Linked DNA regions of Homo sapiens: all the other regions are linked to region 2. The links are chromatin contacts, found by Hi-C in ENCODE. All regions are on one chromosome and are shown on one strand. Each heading gives the region's core, a stretch centred on a gene start or an enhancer-like site at or near the end of the contact. The rest is flanking DNA. Distances are from core to core; before and after follow the strand shown.

Region 1 (2,700 bases), core at 133-2,632, 4.5 Mb after region 2:
AAAAATCAGCCGGGTGTGGTATCACGTGCCTGTAATCCCAGCTACTTGGGAGGCTGAGACAGGAAAATCGCTTGAGCCCGGGAGGCGGAGGTTGCAGTGAGACGAGATCACGCCACAGCACTCCAGCCTGGGCGACAGACCGAGACTCTGTCTCAAAAAAAAAAAAAAAAAAATTGCCAGGTGTGGTGGGGCGGGGCGTGCCTGTAGTCCCAACTACTCGGGAAGTTAAGGCAGGAGAATCGCTTGAACCTGGAAGGCGGAGGTTTTAGTGAGCCGAGATCGCGCCACTGCACTCCAGCCTGGGTGCACAATAAGACTCTGCCTCAAAAAAAAAAAAAAAAAAAAAAAAAAAAAAAAAAAAAAAGAATGAAATATCTATTCCCCCAACCCCCTCCACTTGACACGCGGTAGGGATGGATGTCAGGAATCCACATTGTTAACAACGAAAAATGCCTGCCACCCCATTGCTTGGTGCACAGTTGGCCCATGCTAGGTATCAAGCGTCAGTATCAACAACAAAAGTGCCTGTCGAGGCTGGCACGTGTTAGGACCATCTGCTTTTAGCTGTCTCACCAGGCTCCAGATGTTTGAGGATGCCTCTCTTGGCCAAGCGGGTCTGCAGCGCAACGGGCAGCGGCATAGCTGATAGCAGACAGACCTAGGGACAGACGAACAAACTGACAAGCAGCTCAGATAAAGATTCCTATCTGGATCCCGTAACCAAGCGCCTCCCGTAAACATGTACTCATCTGACTCCGATCTACTCAAATGAACCAGTAGCTGGGTGGACAGAACATACGCACTAAAAGATGTAAGAGGTAGGTGGCAATATCATCGCAACTCCCACCAACCCTACTGTCCCCGAAACCAGGTGCTCCAGGGCCCTGTTCCTCTCCCAGGCCCAGGCTCCGCCCACAGCCTAAGAAGCCCGGCCCCTCCGCACTTCAGAAATGGGCTCATCCAGCGTCCCCATGACTGCCGGGTGGGAGAAACCAAAGCGCTGGGATGGGGGAGCAGAGGGCAGCACTTCCTCCAGCTCCAAAAGAGTGCACCCACCCCAACGTTACCAATACACTCGTGCAGGTAGTGGAAGGCTGTCACACCGCCCGTCTCTCTCGTGTCGCCGCTACGATACCTGGGCCCACACGACTCTCTTCCCAAAACACCGAATGAGACCTTCTCTCAACGAGGCCTTCACTCCCCGAGCCTGAAAGTAACTGGACTACGCTCAGGAGGCAATGAACAAATGGCAGAAACTCGATTGGCCAATGAGAGTGCGTCCTTGGCGTGACATGCGGTATAGCGACCCAATCGCTGCCCGGTAATAGGCGGAAAGCTCCGACGCCGGTGTGCGTCTACGCTGGGGGCGTGGCCTGACTGCGCGGCCAGACGCCAGCGCCATGGAGGAGTACGCTCGGGAGCCCTGGTACGGCAATGGGCACAGGCATCCGGAATATTGCTGCGACGCCAAGGCCAGCCGTGGGGGTCGGGCGGGGGAGGCATCGGCCGCACAGAGCCATGTACCAGACTCGGGGGACTCTTAACGTATCTCCCGCTACCCCCACTCGGTTCCTGTCATTCGGGCTCCGTTATGAGGGGCCACAACCAGAGAAGGTGCGGCGAAGGCCGAACCACGCCATGTTTCTCCTGACTTCGTAATCTCCTAGCCCTGTTAACGAAAAAAGACACGCTGGACGATCCATCCCGGCTAGGGGTGGTACGGTGTTGACCGGAAATCCCCAGAGTTGCCGCCAGTGGTTTTTCCCAGGTCGCCTTTGTCAGTGGGGGGCGGGGCACGGATGAACCTGTTGAGGGCCGGCGGGGACGGTGGATGCTTCCCGCGGTCGCTCTTGGTTTTTCCCAGTTGTGCCGGATTGAAAAGGGGCGGGGCATGGTTGGACGGGCTCACCGTCGGAGAAGGGGTGCGACGCGGTCCTGCTTTGCTGACAGTCTGTCTTGGCTAGTTAACACGCCTATGTCGCTTATTGAAACGTCAACTCTGCGTGTGCCAATTCATTTAATCTTTGATCACAGTAAAACCGTTGGCTGATTCCTTGGTTGGTAGACAGGGCGAAGACTAATATTTCTCCCCCTTTGCCCCATTTCTCGCTTTAATGGGGGGGTGTGTGGAAAAAGCGTGACAGAACTAGCTCATTATTATCTGAAGTGTTTGTTCCTACTTAGGAACTTCCCATTCTGGTGACTTGGTTTCTCCCAGTTAGAAAAGAGTTCGTGTGACAGGACCTGGGGGAGGGCTCACATTAACCCCGTCCTTCCCTTCCTGCTTGCAGCCCATGGCGAATTGTGGATGATTGCGGTGGAGCCTTCACTATGGGTGTCATCGGTGGCGGAGTCTTCCAGGCCATCAAGGGTTTCCGCAATGCCCCTGTTGTGAGTCCAGGCCTTCCCTGGGTTGGTGTGGGGTTAGCTATCTTGCCCACAAGGGAGGCTGCTCTGAAAACTGCTTGGAGCTGCCAGTCACGTGCACTTATTCATTCTGGTGCCCACTCACCTACTATGTGCCGAGCCTGGCTCCTGTATCTGGGATTTTGTAGGGATTGCAAACATGGCCTCTGTCTTCCACCCTCCACCCCACCCAACTGGAGCTCCTCTGTGGAAATGCTGTGTCGTTCAAAGAGTCATCACCAAATTTTAAATGTATGTGCAAAGCCAGACAGTTTTTTTTTTTTTTGAGACAGT
Region 2 (2,700 bases), core at 199-2,698:
ACCAAGCTTCCTCCCTTTATTTATTTTTGAGACAGGGTATTGCTCTGTCACCTAGGCTGGAGTGAAGTGGTGCGGACACCACTCACTACAGCCTCAACCTCCCAGGCTCAAGTGATCCTCCTGCTTCGGCATCCTGGGTAGACCAGAGGTGAGAGCTGCCACACCCAGCTAATTTTTTAATTTTTAGTAGAGATAGGGTCTCACTATGTTGCCCAGGCTGGTCTTGAACTGCTGGTCTCAAGTGATCCTCCTGCCTTGGCCTGCCTCCCTCACGATGGGATTACAGTTGTCAGCCACCATGCCCAGCCACTTCCTCACTTTCCTGGACTTGTCCTAAGTCTTTAGGACTCTTTCTAGCCTTCGGACATAATTTAATAAATAGTTAAAGGAATAATTATGGCAACCACCAGATCCTTTCCATGTTTAAGTCTGAGAATGGCACCAACTTACCTACTGGTTTCACCTGCCATTACAGTATAAGGTCACTGAAGGGGAAGATTCAGCTGACATTTTAAGCTTCTTGGATTGCTAAGGCCCCTGCCTTATTAATGATAGAGAGCAGAGAGGGAAGAGAGGTAAGGTGGCATTGTGGTATAGAGCTGTGGGAATGGGATGGGGGAGAGGCATGGAGGCAGAGGTAGGTGGAGGTGGAGAGCGCTGGCTTAGGGACCCTGACTCCTGGGGGTTCACACAAAATACCTTTCTCAGTAAGGAATCCCGATTTTGAAGCTCTTAGGTTGGCTCTGCATGCAACTTTGTTCTTGGGTTACGGCGGCAGTTTCTGAACTCTGCTTGGTACAACAGGAGGGAGGCAGGGGATAGGGGTAGTATCTCAGGCCGTAGCCTTCCCCAGCCTGTATCCCTGTTGCCTGGGAGTAGCCCCAGTCCCATTCACAACCCGTCCGCCTTCGCAACCCGTCCCGCCACCAATCCCACCCCACCATTAGCAAAGTCTGAGCTCACCTAACACTGAATCCTCCCGTTGGCCCCTCCTTCCCGTCCAGCTCTCCGCTCCCCCCGGGTCCTTCCAATTCCCGACCCTGTCCTTGTCCTAGCCTTGAAAGCTGGCCAGGCTAAAGCCACAGCCGAGCTCCCACCTTCCTCTTGCCCTGAGGGGCATAATCCTGCTGTGACTTCTGTCTCAGCAAGCGTGAGCTCAGGTCTCCCCCGCCTCCTTGAACCTCAAGAACTGCTCTGACTCCGCCCAGCAACAACTCCTCCGGGGATCTGGTCCGCAGGAGCAAGTGTTTGTTGTTGCCATGCAACAAGAAAGGGGGGCGGAGGCACCACGCCAGTCGTCAGCTCGCTCCTCGTATACGCAACATCAGTCCCCGCCCCTGGTCCCACTCCTGCCGGAAGGCGAAAATCCCGTTAGGCCTGGACGTATTCTCGCGACATTTGCCGGTCGCCCGGCTTGCACTGCGGCGTTTCCCGCGCGGGCTACCTCAGTTCTCGGGCGTACGGCGCGGCCTGTCCTACTGCCGCCGGCGCCGCGGCCGTCATGGGGTTCCTGAAACTGATTGAGATTGAGAACTTTAAGTCGTACAAGGGTCGACAGATTATCGGACCATTTCAGAGGTTCACCGCCATCATTGGACCCAATGGCTCTGGTGAGATAAACCTGGCCGCGGCCCTGCGCACGTCCCGGCCTGGACCCCTTATCCGGTGCCGGAGTAGTACAACCCAGCCCATGTAACCTGAAACGTCGCGGACCCTTACGGGTTCCTTGCCCGTCCAGAGGGGGTTCTGCTCGAACCCACTCTCCCCGCGCGGGTGCTCTAACTCGAACCCCTTCCAGGTGTCACTTGCCGCTTCCTGCGCGGCCCCCGCCCCGGCCCAGTGGTACAGGCCGAGCTGCCAGTTACCCCGCCTACTTCCCCCTCCCGCCAAAGGAGTCGCGTCTGGAACCAGCTTCCCGCCAGCTCAGTCCTCCGCCGCGCGGCTCCCCGCCGGACCGGCCGGAGCCGGCTTCCCAGCCTTACTTGACCCCCTCCGGAGAATGTGGGGACGCTGGTAGCTCTCCCGTGGCCTTCGGTCCCAAACGGTGCACTTCTGTTTCAGCCCAGCGTCCTCTCTCGCCTCGCATTGGTACACTCCAACTCCTTTCTACTCTTCTCTGGAGGCGGCACTTTTGAATTTCAGACCCAGCGCTCCAGTCTTTAGAATGCTTGAGGTGTCGATCCCCACCCCCCACCGCTATGTCAGAGGTAGTTGCCTCGAACTCGCCCTTTTCCTACCACCGAAACCGTCAAAAGCCGAAATTAACTAATTTACCAAATTTGTTGAATGCTTATTGTTTATCAGGAGTTATTCAGTTGCAAGTTGTGGAAACAGCGGAGAATAGAATAAACCAACTCCATGCTCACAGGGAACTTATATTCCAGAGGGGAAAGAAGATAAGGAGAAAATAAGATGGTTTTAGGCTGTCATAAGTGCTATACAGGAAATGAGACAGGTGGATGTGATAAAGTGACTTAGGTGGTGTCTTTAGAAAGGGTGGTCAGGTAAAGCCTCTATTTTGTGTCTTCCCAACTCTAAACGATACACCGTGGATTCCTCTCACCTCAGATGTCCATTTGGAATCCTGCTGTATTCTTCCACCCCAGAGATGTTCTAGCTGAATGATATCCTAGCCTAAGAGGCTGCCCTTGCTGAAGTAGCACATACTGAGTACCTTTCCTGGAGACTGAGTGTCTCAAC
Region 3 (2,700 bases), core at 71-2,570, 4.4 Mb after region 2:
GGTTGTGTGTGAGTATGGATGAGTTTACGAAAGCAACTGACAGACCTGTGAAATAATGATGCCAATACAGGAAGGTCCAAGGTAAATGAAAGCCCGGTGAAATTCCTGGAGGCGCAACTCAGGGTGGGGTCTTGGGATGTCAGGAAAGAGGAAGGGAAGGCTGTAGGTCTGGGTGTTTTGTGAGCTATTTGCACCTGAGGATATATGAGTGAGACCCTCCGCCTTGTGCGAGCCGGCTTGCATGCGTCTGGCATACAGAAGCGCTCAGTGAATGTTGAATAAGTGAACAAATGAGTGAATCAACTAATTTTGGGAAGCTTCTTGTATGCCAAACAACCTGCTAGCACTTTTCATACATTATCTTTAATCCTCAGAACAACCCTGCCAGACAGGTATTTTGACCCCCATTTAACAGGCCAGGAAAGCTGAGGCTGGGAGAGGGGAGGTCCCCTTCCCTATTCAAACCTGGATCTTTGTGATTCCAGAAGTCGTCATTCACCGAAGGGACCAGATTCATTCACCCGTCAAGAATTTATTAAGCACATATTGCGCAGCGCAATGAACATAGTACAACCGCTCTCGATGGCATGGAACAGGCGGAATACTCCCGGAAGACCAGCTGGGCGGCTGGACTGCGGACAGCGAAAGGGGGGGGTTTCTGGCCCGCACCTTCAGGGAATGTAGCTGCCTCTGCCTCATAGTTATGGCTTTGGCTGAGAGAGCACAGCCAGATCGAGGTTGGAGCGCGGTCTAGGGCTCAGATATTACAAATATTGGCCGAAAGAGGGCGCGGTTCCGCAGCTAAAAGCTTGGCCAGGAGACCCTCCGTGCGCCGACTGGCCATCGATGCGCAGGCGCAGAGGACCCAAGGAGCGGCTTAATATTACCTTGCAGAGGGATAATTTGAGAAGAGAGGGCGTGGCTCCGAAAGCGACGCAAACATAGAGGCGTGGTTCAACCAAATCAACCCTCGCCTATTTGTCGCTGCCCCTGAGGGCGTGGTCTGGGTGCTGCTTCTCGGAATGAGGGCGGGCCGAATCGCGTTTTTCCTCCGCGTCGGAGGCGTCGCTTAGGGTGGGCCCTCGAATCGCCGTTCAGCGATTGGCCGCCTCGCTAATGGGTCGTGGCCAGACGGGCCATCCATCCCCAGTGCGGTCACTTCCTGTGGAGTTTCCCCATCCCTGGGAGGAGGGAGGAGGGGGAAGAAGACGAGGGGGAGGAGGGCGGTCGTCCGGGGTTAGGTTGAGGGGGGGCGTCGGTCCGTTCTGGGCGGGGGATGACTCACAGCCCATCCCATCTCCCCGACGCCGCCCGCCCGCGCAGTGCTAGCTCCATGGCTTAGCGGAGGAGGCGGCGGTGGCGAGCTGGGGGGAGGGGGGACTCTTATTTTGTTAGGGGGACCGGGCCGAGGCCCGACCGGCCTGGCAGGGCTCGCCCGGGGCCGGGCGTCATGTCTCATGCGGCCGAACCAGCTCGGGATGGCGTAGAGGCCAGCGCGGAGGGCCCTCGAGCCGTGTTCGTGCTGTTGGAGGAGCGCAGGCCGGCCGACTCGGCTCAGCTGCTCAGGTGCGGGGCCGCCTGGGGCTGGGAGTGCCGACTGGGGCTCCCAGGGGCCTGATCTCGGGGGCAGTGGGGGCCCCGGACTGGGATTGGAGGCCCTCGGCCTAGCCTTGGAGGACGTCGGGGCGCCCGTCTTGGGGGGGCACCTAAGGAATCCGGCAGTGGCCTGCTTGGATTGTGGCTTTATTAAAGGAGTCGTGGGAGTGCATTAAGCGGGGTCTGGGTCAGGTTTGGGGAGCCCTTGACTGCGTCTAGAGGGGCCTATTCTGGAGTATCCAGAAACTGGTCTGAGATAGCTGAACTTGGTAGACAGGGTCTCTGATTAGAGGCTGAATTCGGGGATTTTCAGTCGGACATGAGGGGAATGAATTTGAGGGGACACTGTCAGGTGAGGCACTGGTTTTAAGGGAATCCTAGAATCTTTTTTCCCTCAGTGTGGGAGAAGGGGTCCTGAGGGACAGAAGTGCTGTCTTGGGAGCTTGGTGCCTCTCAGTGACTGGTTGCTGTGTTTGGGGATAACATGAATCTGGAGGGATTTGGAGGTATCTCAGATATGCTGCCTGGGACCAGCCTTGTGAGTGCGTGTGAATGAACAAGAGAAGCAACATTCAGCAAGACTTGACCAGAATAATCCTTTCCCCTCTGCCCGCCTACCCAGCTGGGGCAGATCCCAAGGATAGTGGAAAAGCCCTCTTCCCACACCTGTTAAGGGCCTGAATGGAAGATAGACAGCCAGGCAGAGGGCGATGATGTTACCTCTTAGCTCAGAGGCCTCAGACCTTGTTTGGGAACCCAGAGGAGGCTCTTGTTCATGCTGCTACTCGCTCTAGCCTCTCAGCCCTTCCCACTCCCTAGCCCCACACCCCTTTTCTTTTTATCTTCTTTTCGATCTCCGAGCTCCTGGGGGTAATCTTGAATCTGTCCATAGAGCTGGAACGAGTACAGATTGCACCATCCCTGCCTGGGTGGATCCCCTCTGGCCTCTTCTCATCCTTACTTTCATCAATGGGCTTTGGAGCCCCAGCCCTCCCTGCTCACCCCAGTGCCCATCTCTTCCAACTTCTGTGCAATGGGTGTGTGAGCCCTGGGTGGGGGGGGGTCTTTGCCTCCTTTGTGCCTGGGATTGTGCTGAGCTCAGTG
Region 4 (2,700 bases), core at 68-2,567, 4.9 Mb after region 2:
ACTACTTCATTGTACCTCCCACTCCCTATATCTCTCTCGTTTCACCCCATTCGCCATTAATCCCTTAGATGATTAGGCCCCTTTATTACTACATCCTTATGAACCTCTAACAATGCCTGGAGAATCATGGTCTATTAGCTCCCCATTAAGCATTCAATTACTGATTTATCAGCCCCCATTAACTCAGTTTTCTCCAATAGACCCTTCATAGATCACAGCACTAGCCTCCTGCCCTGTAACTCTTTCATTAACAAACACGTTAACTGATCACACATCAGTTCCCCATTCTCCCCTCACTGTCCACCCTGCTCTCCATGGATCCATCACTGGATGATCACACTCCAACAGTTTACTATTCACCTACTATGTATCAACAGAAGTTAACCCCCCCAACCCTAGTTTACTATTGCCCTCTCTTTACTCACTCTGTCCCCTAATTCCTCGACGGTCATGCCACCATAGCCCAACTACTGACTCTGACTACAACACCATCAGCCTCTCATTATCTTTTCTTTCACCAAGGCCCCTTGATCATGACCTCCATCCATCTATTATTCCCCCCACAACCTCACCATCATCCTTGCCATTACGATGCCCCATCACTTTCCATTAACCCGTTGAATATCATACCTCCATCAATACCTGGGGGATCATTTTCCCATCCATCACTCGTTATATTCTAGTTGCTTACTCTGCCATCCCCTCATTAATCAATCAATGAACAACAGTTCGACTAAAATATTCTTATTAGCCCCCATTGATTCCCCAGTAACACCCCACCCTCACGCTCCACCCAACCTCCCAAAACAGCCTTCTGACCACACTCCCCGTCCCTCCTCATCAATACCTCAAAGATGATAGCTCCATCGGGACCACCGGGTACCCCTCCAGGCGGCTCCGACCGCTGCGTCCCATGTCCCCACCTCGAATCCACCCCGTCTACTGGTCCCCTTCTGCAGACAAACCTTGGGTCTAGAACCCACCCGGTGCCAGCCGCCCGAACCATACACAGCTACGGCGCCCAGGGCGGACCTCCCTCCTTTCCCCGCAGGCGGGACAGTGCAGGCGTGCCTCAATAGCCTCCGCCCGCATTCCTGTCCTCCGCGCCCCAGGGCCCACCTTAGTTTTCGGAGCAGGGTGGTCCGCGAGCAGCCTGTGCCTCGGCGAGAGCGCAAACGGGCGACAAGTCCTAGGGCTTCAGTTTGTGTTCGTAGTCCACCCGAATGCCCGGGGGGGCAAGCCTATGGGCTGTCGCAGCGTGGCAAACTCGGCATCGTGGATCGCCCAGGTTCCGGCGGGCCGGGACCTGATGTGAACGTACAACGTGAGCCCCGTCATCTATTGTCGACGTATCCGGGGCTCGCGAACTGCGTTTCCCGGCATGCAACGGGCACGGCCAAAGCGGCTGAATCCACGCACTGCGTGGCTGCAGCGACGCGACGCGCAAGTTGCCAGCGATTCTTTGTTCTTTTTCTTCCGAGGCCAAGATCGATTTGCTCCCCCGCCCCTCCCTTCTTGGACCGTGCTTGTTATTGAGCCTGTAAACTACATTTCCCAAGATGCCACGCGCAAGATGGCGCCCATTCATTTTTCGCGTGCCGGGAAGCGAAATTACCACTCGGGGCATAAACGTGACAGTAAGGAAAATGCGTTCTTGAAGTGCGCGAGCGCGCGGAGGCTGCTCGGCTGCAATTTCAGATCGCACTACAGCTAATGCATGGCGCTGCCTGAGTTTTACTGCCTCAGAACTTCAGTTTCCCTGTCTGGAAAGTGGGGATAATCAATAGTATAGACTTAACAGCATTATTGGGAGGGTTAAATAGGTGTAGCTTAGCCACTCTCTGGGCTTTTGTAATTCTGTGATCTTCAAATATTTTAAATTCCATCCCAGACACAAAAAAAGACTATACATCCTGACCCAGTGGACAAACGGAAAAATAATGAAAACGTTTATCATAGTGTTTACCATGTGCTAGGCTCTAAATGCCCTCAGTGGTGTGCTGGTAAATGGTTAACCACTGGCTGGGGCGGGGGTGGTGGCGGGGAGGGGTGGGGGGAAGGGAGGCTGGTTTCTAGCATTTACCAATTTCCATGGCTTAGGTACAATCTTCTTGTTAGATTTCAAGGTACCGACCTGTGGTCACTGAACAGGGAGTTTAAAAGAGATGCAGTAGTGCACTATCATGTATTATTTTTACCATACAGATAAAATGGGGGTAAATGACCTCAAGAGCATAGAGAATAGTGGAATGTGGTAAAATTAGGAAGTTACCAGTTTTGAGTAAGTTTATATCATTTCATTTTTAACCATAGCTGTTTAACTTTAGGGGGCTGAGGTGGAAGGATCGCTTGAGTCCAGGACTTCAAGACCAGCCTGGGCAATATGGTGAGATCCCCGTCTCTACAAATAATAAAAATAGCCGGGCGTGGTGGTGTGTGCGAGTAGTTCCAGCTACTTGGGAGGCTGAGGTGGGAGGATTGCATGAGCCTGGGAGGTCAAGGCTGCAGTGAGCCTTGATCTTGCCACTGCACTCCACTGTGGGTGACAGAGTGAGACCCTGTCTCAACAAACAAACAAAACCAGTTGTTAAACCAGCTGTTTAACAACCAGTTTGCAAAATTTCTGAAAATTGAACAGCTCCTCCCAACCTGTATAAGTTGGCTCCAGCATGTCCTTCCCTTTGTTCATTCATTTTAATC
Region 5 (2,700 bases), core at 142-2,641, 4.5 Mb after region 2:
CCCAAGCAAACTCAGTTTTAGAAAAAGGCTGGGCTTGGCCAGGCGCGGTGACTAACGCCTGTAATCCCAGCACTCTGGGAAGCCGAGGCGGGAGGATCGCTTGAGCCCGGGAGCTGGAGATCAGCCTGGGCAACATAGTGAGACTTTGTCCCTACAAAAAAGTGAAAAAAAAATTAGCCGGTCGTAGTGGTGCGCGCCTGTGGTCCCAGCTATTCGGGAGGCTGAGGCGGGAGGATCGCTTGAACCTGGGAGTTGGAGTTTGCAGTGAGCTATGATCGCGCCACTGCATTCCAACCTGGGCGACAGAGTGAGACCCCTGTCTCAATTAGGAAAAAAAAAAAAAAAAAAAAAAAAAAAGGCTGGGCCGCGCCTGCGCACTAGCCATAGGGGCGGGGAGGTCAACGCGAGGCCGAGAGTGCTGTGGTGCCAGAGAAGGCGTGTCTGTTTCCCAAACAACCACTGTCCCCACGGCGCCTGTCTGTCCCAAGGTTGGTCGGTATGCCGCGAGTGACGGCGTCTCTTAACCAATCACCGCAGAACTCAGGCTGTTGCCGGGGCGAAGCGGTGTCCGCCTCCCCCGGAAGGGTATTTGTAGGTGGGTGGGACCGGAAGTGACGCTACAGGGGCCAGCTATGCTCCCGGGAGTGTTGATGTTTTCCAGTCATTCCGGCTGACAGCGTTCAAGTTGGAATCCTGGAGGGGAGGTGTTTTTCCTGTCGTACGTGGGACAGGCCACGCTGTCCGTCCGCAGTACCGACGCCTGCAGGTCAGAGCTTCGGGGAGAAAAGTGAAGAGCAAGACGGAACTGACGGGGAGAAAGGCTGGGAACCAGGGTGTCGACTTTGACTGAAATTTGAGACGGAGGGCACCGGAGGGCGAGCACTCGCCTGTGATTGGCCCGTGGGCGTCGTCGAGGTCCCACGCAGCTGCTCAATTGGTTGGTGTTGCAATTGTTGTGGCGGCGGCGGCGGCGATTTTGCCCACGTACTTCCGAGTAAGGGGCGGGGCTGTGCCCTGGCGCGCGTGCGCAGCGCCCCGGGGCCCCACCCGGTAGTGCAAGAACCTGCGAGGGGGCGGAGCGAAGAGGTGCTTGTTTTGGTTCTGTTTCCTTTGAAGCAGAAGGCCGGAACAAGCGTAGCAATAAACTTGCTGGACTTGGAGAGAAGGCTAAGACAAACTCGCCGCACTGCCTTCATCTTGGACTTTACATCCGGGTTCTCCTCTCGGCGTGACCCGCGCGCCGCCACCGCCGCCGCCGCCGCCGCCGCCTCCTCCGCCGCCGAGGGTTCTCGAACCGGTGCCGCGATCCCTTTATCCGGGTCTCGCCGTTCCCGTCGTGCCTCGCGCACTACACTAGCCCCCTCATCCGGGTTCTCTCCCGGCGTGCCCCGCGCCGGGTTTGTTGGGGGGTACTCGGCAGTGCAGCCATGACTATACTCCCCAAAAAGAAGCCGCCGCCTCCCGACGCCGACCCCGCCAACGAGCCGCCGCCGCCCGGGCCGATGCCCCCGGCGCCGCGGCGCGGCGGAGGTGTGGGCGTGGGCGGCGGCGGCACGGGCGTGGGCGGCGGCGATCGCGACCGTGACTCCGGCGTCGTGGGGGCCCGTCCGCGAGCTTCGCCACCGCCTCAAGGCCCGCTACCAGGACCGCCGGGCGCTCTTCATCGCTGGGCGCTGGCCGTGCCGCCTGGTGCAGTGGCGGGTCCCCGGCCACAACAGGCTTCTCCACCTCCTTGCGGGGGCCCAGGTGGTCCCGGCGGCGGTCCCGGCGACGCGCTGGGCGCAGCGGCGGCGGGTGTGGGTGCCGCGGGCGTGGTGGTGGGTGTGGGTGGTGCCGTAGGCGTGGGCGGCTGCTGCTCCGGGCCTGGGCACAGCAAGCGGCGACGTCAAGCTCCCGGGGTTGGCGCGGTTGGCGGGGGCAGTCCCGAGCGTGAGGAGGTCGGCGCAGGCTACAACAGTGAGGACGAGTATGAGGCGGCTGCAGCACGCATCGAGGCTATGGACCCTGCCACTGTCGAGCAGGTAAGAGCTGTGGGGTGAGGGGTGAGCGGCCACGGCAGATGGGACCCCCAGACTGTGAAGGGACTCAAGGAAGGCTGTTTGAGATCGCCCCAAGGGATCTAGGCGTTTTCACTGGGCCTGACAGTCTTCTCTGGCGGTAGGGATGTGAGACACCTTCTTTCCTCCCCTCCAGGATTTTGGGGCTAGAGGCCTACGGTAAGGTGTCAGACTTAAAGATCCGAGGTCTCTTTTAAGGTCTATAGTCGTCATTCCAGTCCCTGGGACCTCATCATATAGGGCCAATAGGTGGGAATTCTCCAAGAGATACAGGTAGGATCGCGCCCCTCTTGAGTAGGAGTCTCAGGTCTCCCAAGAGACTTAGGTATGTGTTCAGTGGCTTAAGAGCTCTTTTCCTCTGGGATAGAAGTTTGAGATTCCCCTTCCAGGAAAGTCAAATAAGGTGGAGACCTCGGAGATCGGGGCTGAACATCCCCAAGGAGCCTAAGCCCTTTCAAGAGTCTGAGACACTCTGCATATAGGACAATCCTCTCCCGCTTCGCTGGGTAACACTGCACAGGACCACTGAATAGCCAGACCTGAGACCTCAAGGGTCCTAAGTCTGTCTTCAGGGGCCTGAGAGTCCTGCTTCTAGAATCAAGGTCCTGACACACACACACACACACACGCCCCCTTTAAGGAT
Region 6 (2,700 bases), core at 171-2,670, 3.3 Mb before region 2:
TAAAGAACGAATGTGAAGCTTTCTCCAGGCCTAATTCTGCAGAGGGACATCCCACATCACCAAGGAGCAAAAGAAGAAGCAGTCTGCTAGAACACGTGCCCACCCAGATCCGCAAGTGAAAGGAAAAACAGAAGCAGAATCAGAAGCAGAAGCAAAAGCAAAAAAAGAAAAAGAGGCAAAGGAGAAGGAAGTGCAGGGGGAGGGGGAGGAGGAGTAGAAGGAGGAAAAAGAAGAAAAAGAAAAAGGAGGAGTAGGAAGATAAGAAGGAGTTGGAGGAGGAGGAGCAAGAGGAGAAGGAGGAGAAGGAGAAGAATTAAAGAAGAGGGGTAGGAGGAGGAAGAGGAAGAAGAATCAGAAGGAGAACAGGAAGTGAGAGGTCCATGCCACTGTAGCTGTCCCGAAGGATCTAGTTTAGGAGGGCCTCAACGCGTGGTGACATACAACGAGGGGCACGGAGCCACTTCTGACATCCGGCTTAAAGGACACACAACCAGGAAGCGTCTTGTTGATGGGGTATTTCCTGAGTAAGATCAAAAGCTTTGATCCACAAGTAGGCCTGCAGAAGCTACAGAGAACACAGGTGCTGGCTGAACCTTGCCCTGAAGATGTCATCAGCTGACTGCAAGGGGCTACCAAGCCCCAAGGCTACAAGGCCAAGGCAGGGAAGGACCGCCCAAAAAAGAATAAGATGAAAAACGGGGAGGAATTGGACACCAGGGAAAAGAGATAATCAGCCACCCACTGCAATATGGAGACAGGGCAGAAAGGAGAGGGAAACGCCAATTTCTCCTCGCAGGGGTCAGCTAGAGTCCTACTAATTTCCTTAGGAAAAGTAAGCCTGTTTTCCCTAACGGTGTCCCCGCGCCCAGCTGACCCTGCCTTCCAGTCTGCTCCTGGAGCAGAAGTGGAGAAAAAGTAAAGAGAATGAAGAAGAAAAAAGTGAAGGGAGAAAAACTCCAAAAGTACACAAAGAATCAGTGAGCAATGAGATTGACAGCGAACTGCAATGCAAAGTGCCTCAGATGGACAGCTGGCAGCACTATGAGTGGCCTCTTGTGGCCTCACAGAGGAAGAGCCACCAGCCAGGAGAAAGCATCAGCCCCTCAAGCCCGGGTCTGCACCGCGTGGGCACAGAGGCCTGTTGGGCCAGGAAGCTGCCCTGCTCCCTGTGGCCCCCACCCCTACCCCATCCTACTGTTGCCGGTTCCCCCAAAGTGACCACATAGATGGGAAGCCCTGCTGTAGGTGAGATGGGTGCTCCTAGGCCAGTTTCTTTTTTTTTTTTTTTTTTTTGGTGTTTGTTTTGGTTTTTGGCACCAAAAACAGAAAGAGGGAAAGAAAATGGGGGAAGGGAAAGACAAGACTGCTGTTTGTGGAGCCACATTGCCATCTAGTGGAAGTTGTTTCTGAACACAACAGGATGCACGGACACCTGCCTTCTGCCAGGAACAGAGATCAGCGAGGATGTGCTTAGACTATGTCTAAGCCTGGGTTTCCCCCACCGGGGTTCTGAGCCCTTGAAGGAAGTGTACCTGGCATTGGGACGCTTTGGAGAAGCAACTACTCTAGAGGCCCCAGGACAGAACAGCCAGGCAGCCCCAAGACCAGTCAGCCCAGAGGGCGGAGCTGGCCCGGCAGCCATGTTGAGATGGACATAAACGAAGCCACTGGCCGAGACGGGGGCCGTTTACTCTGGTGTCTTTTGTGGGGAGTTCCGGGGTTCCCTTGGCTGGAGCCACGTGTTGGCAAGGGGGCCCCGATCCTCCCGGGGAACAAAGGAGCTTCGGGATACTGGAGACGTGGCAACCCAGGACCAGCAGTACCTGGAGATGACCAGGGGAACCCATGGTGGGTCGCCCCTACCTGCCCTTTTTTTCGGAGAGAGCTGTGGAACCAGGGAGGCATCCTGGGAATGAGCACAGGCCAAGGGCCAGCTTGGAGTTCCTCTCTTGTCCTGCTTCAGCCTGGGGGCTCCATGCCGCCATCTCTTTTGCGCTCGTGGGGTTTCCCCAGCACTTGTGCCCAGCTGCCTCCGGTTTCTAGATACAGTTTCCGCTTGATGGCAGTATGGCTCCACAAACGCCAACTACAACTGTAACCCTGCCACTTCAACTCCAGGGCCTCCGCCTTTTCCCATGTGAAAAAAGGTAAAGAGGAAAGAGAAACAAAAAAAAAGACAGAGGAGTGAAAGGAATCAGTCACCTGGTCCCAGATTGATCACCAAACTCATGGGACCGTGTGACCAAGGACCAGGACCAGTAGGCTGGAGATCCTGTGGGAATCCTGTTTAGGGAGCCAGCCTTTGCCCTTCCTTTGGCTCTCTGCAGGTTTCATGGCTCTTGCCCGTGCAGAAAGTAAACAACAAAAAACATGATCATTACTGGGACACCACAGGAGGACTAGGATCATAGGGCTACTGCCCCAGGACAAGGTGCTGGTCACCCAGCTGGCTTACACAAGGTTCTGCTGCAGGACTGGGGGTCCTACGAAAGCCTGGAGCTCCAGGTAGAGTTTACCGCCTTGGGCTGACACATGGAGGTCATCAAAATAGGTGGACTGCTCAACTGGAAACCACAGGGCCTGAAGCAGGAGTATCTCTCAGAGAGGACACTCAGCAACTTGCTCAAGTCTGACTCTGCTCAGGCTGTCCTGGGTTTCACACAGATGGGGGTGGGAGGAGGGTGGCTCAGGGGTGCTGGG

What was found. Hi-C counts contacts between places; a loop is a spot of excess contacts on that map. Pooled maps may share reads with other maps.
Region 1: a pooled map shows a loop between it and region 2 (11-fold over the local background). The contact joins the promoter of TIMM17B here to the promoter of SMC1A in region 2. A Hi-C loop is called at or near these places in 5 of 50 pooled maps.
Region 3: a loop to region 2 is called in a pooled map, with 16 times the contacts of the local background. The contact joins the promoter of TFE3 here to the promoter of SMC1A in region 2. A Hi-C loop is called at or near these places in 5 of 50 pooled maps.
Region 4: a loop to region 2 is called in a pooled map, with 18 times the contacts of the local background. The contact joins the promoter of FTSJ1 here to the promoter of SMC1A in region 2. A Hi-C loop is called at or near these places in 6 of 50 pooled maps.
Region 5: a loop to region 2 is called in a pooled map, with 21 times the contacts of the local background. The contact joins the promoter of OTUD5 here to the promoter of SMC1A in region 2. A Hi-C loop is called at or near these places in 6 of 50 pooled maps.
Region 6: a pooled map shows a loop between it and region 2 (14-fold over the local background). The contact joins the enhancer-like site here to the promoter of SMC1A in region 2. A Hi-C loop is called at or near these places in 2 of 50 pooled maps.

Annotation. Positions count from the first base shown.
Region 1 is chrX:48,896,450-48,899,149 of GRCh38, reverse strand. It overlaps TIMM17B (translocase of inner mitochondrial membrane 17B), which reads left to right and starts at 1,382. Exons shown (of 6, transcript NM_001395498.1): 1 at 1,382-1,426; 2 at 2,292-2,391. The coding sequence starts at 1,401. It overlaps PQBP1 (polyglutamine binding protein 1), which reads right to left and starts at 1,220. Exons shown (of 7, transcript NM_001032382.2): 1 at 1,068-1,220; 2 at 574-658. The coding sequence starts at 640. RefSeq lists enhancers at 557-776, 827-1,196, 1,487-1,686, 1,717-1,866.
Region 2 is chrX:53,421,402-53,424,101 of GRCh38, reverse strand. It overlaps SMC1A (structural maintenance of chromosomes 1A), which reads left to right and starts at 1,448. Exons shown (of 25, transcript NM_006306.4): 1 at 1,448-1,610. The coding sequence starts at 1,502. It overlaps RIBC1 (RIB43A domain with coiled-coils 1), which reads right to left and starts at 1,229. Exons shown (of 8, transcript NM_001031745.5): 1 at 1,098-1,229; 2 at 700-788. RefSeq lists enhancers at 1,141-1,190, 345-1,316, 1,481-1,660, 1,851-1,900, 2,021-2,200 and 1 more.
Region 3 is chrX:49,041,977-49,044,676 of GRCh38, reverse strand. TFE3 (transcription factor binding to IGHM enhancer 3) reads left to right here and starts at 1,320. Exons shown (of 10, transcript NM_006521.6): 1 at 1,320-1,566. The coding sequence starts at 1,451. RefSeq lists a silencer at 1,350-1,589 and an enhancer at 1,131-1,994.
Region 4 is chrX:48,474,816-48,477,515 of GRCh38, reverse strand. FTSJ1 (FtsJ RNA 2'-O-methyltransferase 1) reads right to left here and starts at 1,317. Exons shown (of 13, transcript NM_012280.4): 1 at 1,120-1,317. It overlaps LOC124905185 (a long non-coding RNA gene), which reads left to right and starts at 1,173. Exons shown (of 2, transcript XR_007068226.1): 1 at 1,173-1,637; 2 at 2,328-2,700.
Region 5 is chrX:48,956,298-48,958,997 of GRCh38, reverse strand. OTUD5 (OTU deubiquitinase 5) reads left to right here and starts at 1,391. Exons shown (of 9, transcript NM_001136157.2): 1 at 1,391-2,021. The coding sequence starts at 1,428. RefSeq lists an enhancer at 645-834 and silencers at 935-1,094, 1,295-1,344, 1,715-1,774.
Region 6 is chrX:56,763,296-56,765,995 of GRCh38, reverse strand. The region is part of intron 2 of NBDY (negative regulator of P-body association); the gene reads right to left. Among named protein-coding and RNA genes, the nearest start is that of NBDY, 35 kb to the right of the region's middle. RefSeq lists enhancers at 1,380-1,739, 1,735-2,236, 2,200-2,319, 2,340-2,389. Within about 2 kb of position 1,420, at least 24 of the 41 ENCODE cell types and tissues checked have a DNase peak (open chromatin) inside an H3K27ac peak, as active enhancers do.